Linked DNA regions of Homo sapiens: region 1 is linked to region 2. A link is a contact called in ENCODE Hi-C or POLR2A ChIA-PET data. All regions are on one chromosome and are shown on one strand. The core of a region is the stretch at or near the end of the contact, and the rest is flanking DNA. Distances in the headings are between cores, read along the strand shown.

Region 1 (5,052 bases), core at 129-2,628, 35 kb after region 2:
AGGTACTCAGCAGGACAGCCGGACCCCTTGCCCCAGGCTCTCAGCAGGACAGCCGGACCCCCTGCCCCAGGCTCTCAGCAGGACAGCCGGACCCCTGCCCCAGGCTCTCAGCTGGACAGCCAGACCCGCCCCAGGCTCTCAGCTGGCGGTCAAGGTCTCCTGCTTTACTGATAAACTTGTCTCCAGGGACCCACACCCCCTGCCCAAGGGCTCTTGATCCTGGGCAGACTTAGAAGCAGTGCAGGGCCTCAGTGTGGGCCCTGAGCCTCGGGCTCTAAAGGGTGAATGGCACGTTCACACCATCGTCTTTCCTGGAAACGACAGCGCCTGCCATTCAGGACATTACCCAGCCCCCGGCCTGATAGCCCATGACTCTCCGGTTCATAACACAAAATCACACTTTTCATCAAGAAGCTTGTATTCTCCAGATAATTCAAGAATCCACACAGCAAATCCAGCACAGACTGTTTGCTTCCCAACACCCAGACACATGTGCCTGCAAATTCCTGATGTTACGAAGACCTGCCCCGGAGAGGGGAGGCATCGCCCCAGGTAACCCCAGGCCACAACCCACATCCCACACCCCAGACGACCCCGGGACATCGACAGTCCACACCCTAGACAACCCCGAGGCACTGAAAACCCACACCCACACCCGAAATAACCCTGGGACACTGACAACCCACACCCCAGACAATCCCAGACAACCCCGGGACACTGACAACCCACTCCCCAAATAACCCTAGGCAACCCCAGTATGCTGACAACCCACACCCCAGACAACTCCAGGAGACTGACAACCCACACCCCAGCTGACCCCGCATCCTGGCTGTGATGGGGCTGCCATCCACACCGCCTGCTCCAAGGGCTCTGCTGCTCCGGGTTGGACCTGCACGGTTCTGGGTCACTGCAGGACTTGGGACAAGTGACTCAGTTCCCCATTGAGCAGGACAGCATCCCAGCCGCCCTGGGTTACTGTGATATCAGGAGTCAGTGGCCAACGTTTCCTGAGCCCTCTTTCTGAGGCCAGACGCCAGCATGGAGGCTGCAGCGAGTCCCTTCCCTCATCTGCACGAGGCTTGGGGACCCCATGGCCACCTGGCCCAGGTGTGGGCACCGAGGTGGGGCTGTGGGGTGAGCTCCCGGGTGGCCCATGGCTGGCAGTCGGCCGTCCTGAGGGGACTCTAGGTACGACACGAGGTCCTCCAGCCACAGGCATCAGCTTCCCCTCTCGGACACAGGCCAGCAAAGACAATCGCCGGATGTCTGAGTACCCCCTCTCCTTCCAAAACAAACAGAAAACCCGTCCACAGCATCTGTCGACCAAAAGAAGAACCGCCAGAGTCCAGGGAAGCAGCTTGCCGGGAACCTGCCAGGTTTGCATCGAATTCCCCGAGTTCCGGAAACCCCGTCCGTCCCAGGCAAACAGGCACCGTGGGTCACCCTTCCGGGACCCACATTCGCGCCAGGCCTAGGTGGAGGCCTTGGCCCTGGGAAGGAAGGCTGACCAGAAGCCTCGGCACCCTGCCCCCGCGGCCACGTGTGGACGCAGAGGCCTCTTGGGCGGTGAAAGGCTGCTCCTGAAGGCGTTTCTGGTTTTTCCATTTATAAAGCAGAGTGAGGTTATAAATCAGAAAAGTGTTTACAGGAGACACACAGCTGGCAATAACAGCTTTGAGGGGCCACTGCGTCTCTGTGACTATTTCATCTTCCACGCCAACTTAAACATGAGAAAAAAAGGCTTTGCAGCCCAGGGCCCCGCTGCACGGCCCAGCAGATCGAGAGCATTTGCAATAATTCATAGACTTCTCACTTTCATTTTTCTGCCGCCCAGGAATTACATTCCACTATTAAAATGCGCTGGGACTGCCTGGCCCGGCCGCTCCTGCGTGTTCAGACACAGGTCGGGCGAGGACCCTGTGCGGCCCCAAGCGGACCCTGCTGCGGCTCCGGGGCCGGGCGCTTGCCCCCTGCTGGACACACGGTGCACTGCAGGCAGCCCAGAGGGCCCTCCCCGCTCTGCGGGTGAGAAAATCCCGAGACAGGCGGGTTTCCTCTGAGATGGCCACGGTTCCAGGTGAGAAAGCAGGCGGGAGGGAAGAAGCTGGCGTCCAGGCCCCTGTGCAGTCACATCTGGTCCTCTGCGGCCCGTTCCTGTTCTTGGGATGCTGGCGGGGGCACTGCCCCAGCTCAGGGGCACAGAAGACCCAGATGGGTGCAGGCAGGAAGGCCAGCTTGGTCGGGGTGGTGGGGGGGGCCTGGGCCAAGGCCAGAGCCGGGACAGCCCCCAGGTGTGGTCGGGCCTGGACCTTCCCTACTGCAGACCCAGTGGGTCCCACTCGCCTTCAGTCGAGGCTTTGTCACCTCAGGGCAAGTTGAGGGCAGAGCTGGGACTCCCCAGATACTGCCTGATCTGCTCTCACTGACCCAGCCCCAGAGCCCCAGGCAGGAGGGATGGGCAGGGCCTGAGGGACAGGTCTCTGTGGTCCTCAGAGCCTCACCCATTCACAGTCAGGCATGGGGCCAGAGAAGGCCGTGCTTCAGTGGGACCACCCACTGAAGGCCGAAGGCCGGTGCCAGCCGTCCCCACAACAGGACCCGGAGGCCTCTCTGCCCCATCCTCCAGATCCAGCCTCTAGTGTGCACAAGCTGAGAGGGGATGCTGAGGGCAAGAAGGAGCGGGACTTGGGTGTCCTGTCCCACACGCCCCCGAGGGGCTGGCAGGGGAGGATGGGGCAAGATGGTGGAGCTTGTCAGGGGAGATGGGGAGCACATTTCAGCAGCTGTGCTCTTCTGGGACAGCACAAACTGTCGGGGAGAAGAGTGATGGCCGGCAATGCCCCTGGGCAGCGAGGGGTCCCGAGTCCAGGGGCTCAAATGCTTCGGGGCACGGTGACAATGCCACCTCCTCCAGGAAGTCTCCCCAGACTGCACTGCCCAGTGGTGACTCTGAGCTGACTGCACCTCCCCTGAACTCCCGCCCTAGGAGCAGCCACTCTCCGGCTGCATGACTCTCTAAGACTCGGGAGGTTTGGGGCGCAGTCCCAGAGGTTTTTCAGGAAACAGCCACTAAATGGATGAATGAATGATGAAACCTGCTGCTCAAGGGCTGCAGACCTGGGCTCTCCCTGCACTGCCCGGGCCCTCAGGGCTGCACCACCCAGGCTGGGTCGGGCCACACACCCCAAAAGGGCCCTGCCAAAGCCCTCCCACCCCAGAAACAGAAGAAGGGGCCGGCGGCCACCCCTGGGCCCAGCCCCGGCCTCCCCTTGTATGCCCCCAGCCCCCCACCAATGCCCTCCCCTGCCCCTGGTGGGTCAGAGATCTCCTGGAGGCTACAGGGAGCAAAGGCGATGCCCGCAGGTGGCGAGCGTGTTCTCAGGAGCAGGTGGGCAGGGGCCTTGCAGACTCTTCATTTCTTCCTTCCCTTATCACCGTTAGCCATTTTCATGGGATAGAGATACAGAGGAGCTCCCATTACAAAGCGCCATTAAACTGTCGTCTGTGCAACTGTGTGTGAAGAGGCATCGGATAACGGTCAGGGCTGTGCACGCCTGAGTTGCTGGCCCTGCACCCGGCCCAGCACTCCTAGAGAGAGGCCTCACCTAGAGAGACAGGCCTTCTTCGGCACCCAGCACCACTGCCCACCCCAGCCTGCCCCCCTAAATGACACTCACTGCCTGGGCAGGACAGCCCCGGGGCCCAGCACACCAGGAGGGCTCCGAACCCGGCCAAAGGTGGTGGGAAGACAGAGGAACCGTGAAGAACAGATGATAGTACAGGCTGGGGAGAGGGGGCTGGTGTCCCCAGAGGCAGGGCCACCCCCCCAACAGTTGAGGGGGCCACCCACTCACGGCGCCATGGCCAGTGCAGGGCCTGGAGTCAGGCCAAGCTCCCGTCTGCCCCAGCTTGGCATTCAGACCACCAATCCAGCGGCCACAGGAGTGAGGTGTAGCCCCAGCCCCTGGCGCTAGAGGGAAACTGAGGCTGGGGTAGGGGACCAGAGGTGAAGCAGGCCTAGACCCCACCCCGTCTCCAGGGGGAAGGAGCTGTCCTTGGACCCACCATTCCCCCTCAGTGTGTCTAAGGGCCATGGGGATTTAGGAGCCCCAGGGGCATGGCTGGGGTGGACGCTCAAGGCTGGGAGGAGCTTCTTAGGGTCCCCAGGGTCCACTCCACCTGGCCATGCCCAGCCCACAGGTGCTCAGGCCCCAGGCCAGGGCAGACTCAGTAAAGAGTCCGGTGGGCAGGTGGGAGGTGGGAAGGGGGTGTCACGGCCCAGTGTCTGGCCTTTCCAGGGATGGGGACCAGGCCTTGACGGAGGCTGGATGTGGTCAGGTGGGGCCTGGGCAGCAGGGCATGACTCCATGGGGGGCACATGTGGCACCTGGCAGGAGGTGGAGCTGCATCTGAGCAGAGCACACAGGAGCCTGTGTCCCTGCATGTGGGTTGGTGCCCATGAGGCCAGCACGTGCCTGGAGCAGCCAAGCGGGTTCCAGGACTCAAGAGGCAGCCAGGCTCAGCGAGCAAGACAAGGTTGCCTCCTGAGGACAGAGGAGGCCCAGCCAACCCAACAGATACCCCCAGACAGAAGGTCCCAGACTCACCTAAGAACCCCCAGACAGAGGGTCCCAGACTCACCTAAGACACCCCCAGACAGAGGGTCCCAAGCTCACCTCAGAGACACCCCCAGACAGAGGGTCCCAGACTCAGCTAAGACACCCCCAGACAGAGGGTCCCAGACTCACCTGAGAAATACCCCCAGACAGAGGGTCCCAGACTCACCTAAGACACCCCCAGACAGAGGGTCCCAAACTCACCTCAGAGACACCCCCAGACAGAGGGTCCCAAACTCACCTCAGAGACACCCCCAGACAGAGGGTCTCAGCCAACCCAACAGACACCCCCAGACAGAAGGTCCCAGACTCACCTAAGACACCCCCAGACAGAGGGTCCCAGACTCACCTAAGACACCCCCAGACAGAGGGTCCCAAGCTCACCTCAGAGACACCCCCAGACAGAGGGTCCCAGACTCAGCTAAGACACCCCCAG
Region 2 (5,027 bases), core at 297-2,796:
TGGCCCAGGCCATCCAATCATAGTGCTCCATATGTCTAACCACAGTGATTGGTCCAGGGACAGACACATGGCCTAGGCTGTCCAATCATGGTGCCCCATCTGTCTAACTATAGTAATTGGTCCACACATGGGCACATGGCCTAGGCTGTCCAATCATAGCTCCATAGGGAGGAGGAACAGAGCGGGCATAGGGAGGAAGGGAGTAGGGGAGGAGAGGGAAGGCGAAGGAGAGAGGGAGGAGAGGAAGGGTGGGGGGTGGATGGGGGAGGTGAGAGGGAATGAGGGAGGAAGGGCAGGGTAGCGGGACAGGGGAGGGTGGGTGCTTTGCAATTTAATAGGGTGCCAGCACCCAAGGCCTCCCGAAACTCTCCTTTCCAGGGCAGAGACCGTGGCTCCAGCCCACACAGGCCCCGAGGGAGTTCTGGGCGCAGCCCTCCCATCCACGCCCCTGCAGGGCAGCCAGCCACCTGCCAAAGTGGGGCTTCGCCCACCCTCAGGGCCTGATTTATAAGGTGTCTTGCTGCTGGTCATTTGCTTTCTCCAAAGCCTACAGAAATCTAATTGCTGTTTGAAGAAAAAAAAAATGCCCTAAATAAAGCAGTTAATTGCAAGCAGCAGCTCCTTTAGGCGCAGCCTTGCGGTCCTGGAGCTGCCGGCCATGGACCCCGAGCGGGGCGCCGGGGTGGGGCCTGGGCCGCAGACAGATCGGGGATCGGGCCGGGGGCAGCTGGGGTGGGCTCAGCAGAGCAGTCCCTGGCCCCGCGGTTAATTGAAATAACCGGGTCAATACACGGCCGCCGGGACCCAGCCCCATTTGATCTCTCTCCTGGGCAGATTAATTAAGTGTTATCAATTAGCGGCCCTGGGTAAAGGGCCACACTGTCAGGCCTGATGGGGACCGAGCGCGCCACAGGTCCGGGCCGATGTCCGTGGGGGCGACAGGCCTGCCAGGCGGGCTTCAGCGGGGAAGCCAGGGGTCAGGGACCAGGTCCCTGGGGCAGCGCCAGTGCGGGCAGTCCCCGAGCCTTGGACAGCCCAGCACGGGTCCAGCCCCGGCCCCAGCACGGCTCCTGCACCGCCCCAGGACGTCCCCTGCATAGCCCAGGACAGCCCAACGCCGCCCAGCAGGGCCCCAGGACAGCTCCAGGACGGCCCCAGCATAGCCCAGCACGGCCCCAGCCCGGCCCCCGCACCCCCTCCCCCCGACCCGCCCAGCACCGCCCAGGAGGGTCCCAGCACCGCCCAGGAGGGTCCCAGCACCGCCCAGGAGGGTCCCAGCACCGCCCCAGGAGGGTCCCAGCACGGCCGCAGGGCACGCGGCGCTGTGGAGCGCATGAGCGGGGTGCGCCCTAGGGTGCGGCCCGCGCTGGCAGCCCCAGCCCGACTGCCGACCGCCGCTGCCGTAGAAACTGGGCCCATCCGCGGTGCCGGTGCAAGGTGCGGCCGTGGGGAGGCGGCGGGGCCGGGCCGCCGGGAGCTGGGAGCCGCGGCCACATCGGTGGAGCAGGGCGAGGCGCCACCTGGCGGCGGGCCCTCCCCTCCCGTGCGCGGCGCCGGAGCCGCTGGGGCCCCTTCCCGCTGCCGCAGCCCGCCTGGAGGTCCCCGCCCTCCAAGTCCCTGCCCGCCAGCCTCTTCTCCCATCATGGCGCCGTCGCCTGCAGCCTCTCTGGACACTGAACGTCATGTTCAGCCTGGACACTCACAAATGGTCTGGCTCCCCACACCCCAGGCTGCCCACACAGGCACCCCTGCTGACCCCGGCAGGGCCCGGGCTTCCGGCCTTCTTTATAGGACCAGAACAGCGAGGGGGACTGAGGAGTGAGGGCTGCCTGAGCCCGGCCTTCTTTATAGGACCAGAACATGGAGGGGGTCTGGGGAGTGAGGGCTGCCTGAGCCGGGTCTCTGGAAAGCAGTCCTTGAGGCTCAAGGGTGAGGCTGGGAGGAAGCTCTTCCCTCATCACCCCACCCTTCCTACCTCTCTTTGCTGGTCCCAGCTGGGTGGCCATACTCTTCCATCTTGGACTAAAGAGCCCTCCAGGGAACATGGGCCAGCACACGCCTGTCCTGAGCCTTGGAGCAGCTGGAGTTCGACAGACTTGGCCTCAGCTCGGTTTTTGCCATGTCTGCTGGGTGGCCGTAAGGAAGTTGCTCCAGCTCTGAGTCCCAGTTTCCTCCTCTTGCATGACTGTTCTGATTATTAAGAGACCAGATGTGAAAAGAGCTGTGGACCAGGAAGAAAGGAGATGATGATTATGGCAATGGCTATGGTGGAGGTGATGAGGATGATGGTGGTGGTGATGGTGATGATGGTGATGCTGGTGGTGATGATGATGGTTGATGATGATGGTGATGGTGATGATGGTTATGGCTGATGGTGATGGTCATGATGGTGATGGTGGTGATGGTGATGATGGTGATATGGTAATGGTCATGATGGTTATGGTGGTGATGATGGTGATAGTGACAATGATGATGGAGGTGACGTTGGTAATGATGGTGGTAGTGATGGTAGTGATGATGGTGATGGTGGTTGATGGTGATGGCAGTTGATGGTGATGGTCATGATGGTGATGGTGGTGATGGTGATGATGGTGATATGGTAATGGTCATGACGGTTATGGTGGTGATGATAGTGATAGTGACAATGATGATGGAGGTGATGTTGGTAATGATGGTGGTAGTGATGGTAGTGATGGTGGTGGTGGTTGGTGGTGATAGTGGTGATGGTGATGATGGTGATGGTGGTGACACTGAGGTGATGGTGGTGGTAGTGGTCATGATGGTGGTGGTGATGGTGGTGATGATGGTAATGGTAGTCATGGTGATGGTGATGGTGATGGTGGTGATGATAAAGGTAGTGGTGATGGTGGTGGTGATGACAATGATGGTGATGGTGATGATAGTGGTGATGGTGGTAATAGTGATGACGATGGTGGTGGTGATGATGGTAACAATGGTGATGGTGGAGATGGTGATGGTGGTGATGGGGATGATAGTGGTAGTGACGATGGTGGTGGTGATGATGATGGTGATGATGATAGTGACAGTGATGATGGTGATGGTATTGGTGATGGTGATGATGGTGATAGTGATGGTGGTGATAGTGATGGTGGTGGTGGAGATATGATGGTGATGGTGATGGCGGTGATGTTATTGATGGTGATGGTGACAAAGATGACACTGGTGATGGTGGTGATGACGGTGATGATTATACTGATGTGATGATGTGATATTGATGGTAGTGACGATCATGGTGGTGGAGATGATGGTGATGGCGGTGATGATGGTGATGGATGGTGGTGGTGGTGATGGTGATGATGGTGATGGTGGAGATGATGGTGATGGTGATGGTAATAATGACAGTGGTGATGGTGGTGACAATGGTGGTGATTGTGATGGTGGTGGTGGTGGTGGAGATGATGGTGCTGGTGATAATAATGACAGTGGTGATGGTGGTGATGATGGTGATGACTGTGATGGTGATGATGGTGATGATTGTGATGGTGATGATGATGATGATTGTGATGGTGGTGATGGTGATGATTGTGATGGTGATGGTGATGATGGTGATGACTGTGATAGTGATGGTGATGATTGTGATGGTGATGGTTGTGATGGTGGTGATGATGGTGATGGTGATGATGGTCATGATGATTATGGTGGTTAGTTGTATTACTTATCTATTGCTGTATAACAAATTGCCTGAAAACATAGTAACTAAAAATCACAAATATTTATTATCCTGCGCGGTTACTGAGGGACCCTCGGAAACTTGAGAGCAGCCTAACTGTGTAGTTCTGGCTCAAGGTCTCTGGTGAAACTGCAGTCAAGTTGTCAGCCATGGTTGTAGGCATCTCAAAGCCTGACTGGTGGTAGATTCATTCCCAAGAACATCCCGAGGCTGTTGGCAAGCCACCGACGTTCACTGCCTATACCCCAGGGATGTCGGTTTCCTGCCTCTATGGGCTTCTCCATAGGCTGTCTGAGTGGACTCACTCCAGCCACTGGCTTCCCCCAAGGGGAAGTGATGAGAGAGAGATAGGGTCAGGGAGGGGAGGAAGGCGAGGGAGAAATCCAGCCAGCACCCAAGACAGAGGCATGCTCTTTTCTACAGCCTCCTCTCAGAGGAGCTGCCTCCCCACCTGCCACATCACCCAGAAGCATTGCTAGGCGCAGCCCCGCTCCAGGGGAGGGGACTCCGTAGGGGTGTGCATCCCTGGGGCCATCTCAGAGCTGCCAGGCAGACACTGTGATGAGGAGAATGCAGAAGGAGCAGAGAGTGTCTTCTGGCTTCAGCCCCCTCCAGCCAGGAGGAAGAGGTCAGAGACCCCACACAGTCCCTGTGGACTCCAGGTCTCACACCTGACTTAGAAAAAAGAGAAATTCTTGGGCCACACCAGGGGCTTCTTGTGATTTGCTTCTTCCTGCTGGGGCCTGAGTCCCTCTGAAGTGTTCTGTGAGTTGTGGCTGTGTTCACGTCTCTCCGTCAGCCAGACTGTGGGTGCCGTGTCCCTGAGCCTGGGCCTCCCTCCGGCCTTTTGCGATCTGTGCATTCCCTCCAGACGGCAGCTCCTCACTCCCAGGGCCCCTCTACTGGGGCACCAGCAAGGAGGGAGGCAGAGGGGCCAGGCACTGAGTAGGGGAGGGGCTGGCAGGGACCCTCTACCTGGCCCCTTGGGAAGGACACAGACCCAGATGGAGCCTGTCCCCTCGACACCTGGCCTGGGCCCCTCCCCAGCTCTGCTGGAATAAATCCTCCTGTAACAACCTCCCGCTGCTGTCCCAGCGTCTGAAGAATGAACACAGCTCCCCATAACTTTCCAGGCGCTATCCGATGGGACAGTTTGTAATAAAATTGCTTCTAAAAACATATTTGCAAGTCGCCACCACATTTTTTAAGCAGAACAATCTCTCGCAGAGGCTCTTCGTCTCCGTGATTAAGTAGCCGGCTTTCTTACATAGATTTTGCTATATGCGTCTTCACCAGGCTGAGGAAACGCTGTCTCTTCAGCGGTTTCCTTTAAAAA

What was found. Hi-C counts contacts between places; a loop is a spot of excess contacts on that map. ChIA-PET counts read pairs that join two places held with the same protein, here RNA polymerase II (POLR2A). Pooled maps may share reads with other maps.
Region 1: a loop to region 2 is called in a map of CD8-positive, alpha-beta T cell, with 4 times the contacts of the local background. The contact joins two enhancer-like sites. A Hi-C loop is called at or near these places in 1 of 168 maps with a recorded cell type or tissue (CD8-positive, alpha-beta T cell) and 5 of 50 pooled maps. POLR2A ChIA-PET finds 5 or more read pairs at or near these places in 2 of 52 experiments (HEK293 and activated CD4-positive, alpha-beta T cell).

What each region holds. Positions count from the first base shown.
Region 1 is chr4:1,547,058-1,552,109 of GRCh38, forward strand. No RefSeq gene overlaps it. Among named protein-coding and RNA genes, the nearest start is that of FAM53A, 130 kb to the right of the region's middle. RefSeq lists an enhancer at 1,831-2,687 and silencers at 1,947-2,066, 4,783-4,953. Within about 2 kb of position 1,379, at least 13 of the 41 ENCODE cell types and tissues checked have a DNase peak (open chromatin) inside an H3K27ac peak, as active enhancers do.
Region 2 is chr4:1,511,830-1,516,856 of GRCh38, forward strand. No RefSeq gene overlaps it. Among named protein-coding and RNA genes, the nearest start is that of NKX1-1, 110 kb to the left of the region's middle. RefSeq lists an enhancer at 226-876. Within about 2 kb of position 1,547, at least 3 of the 41 ENCODE cell types and tissues checked have a DNase peak (open chromatin) inside an H3K27ac peak, as active enhancers do.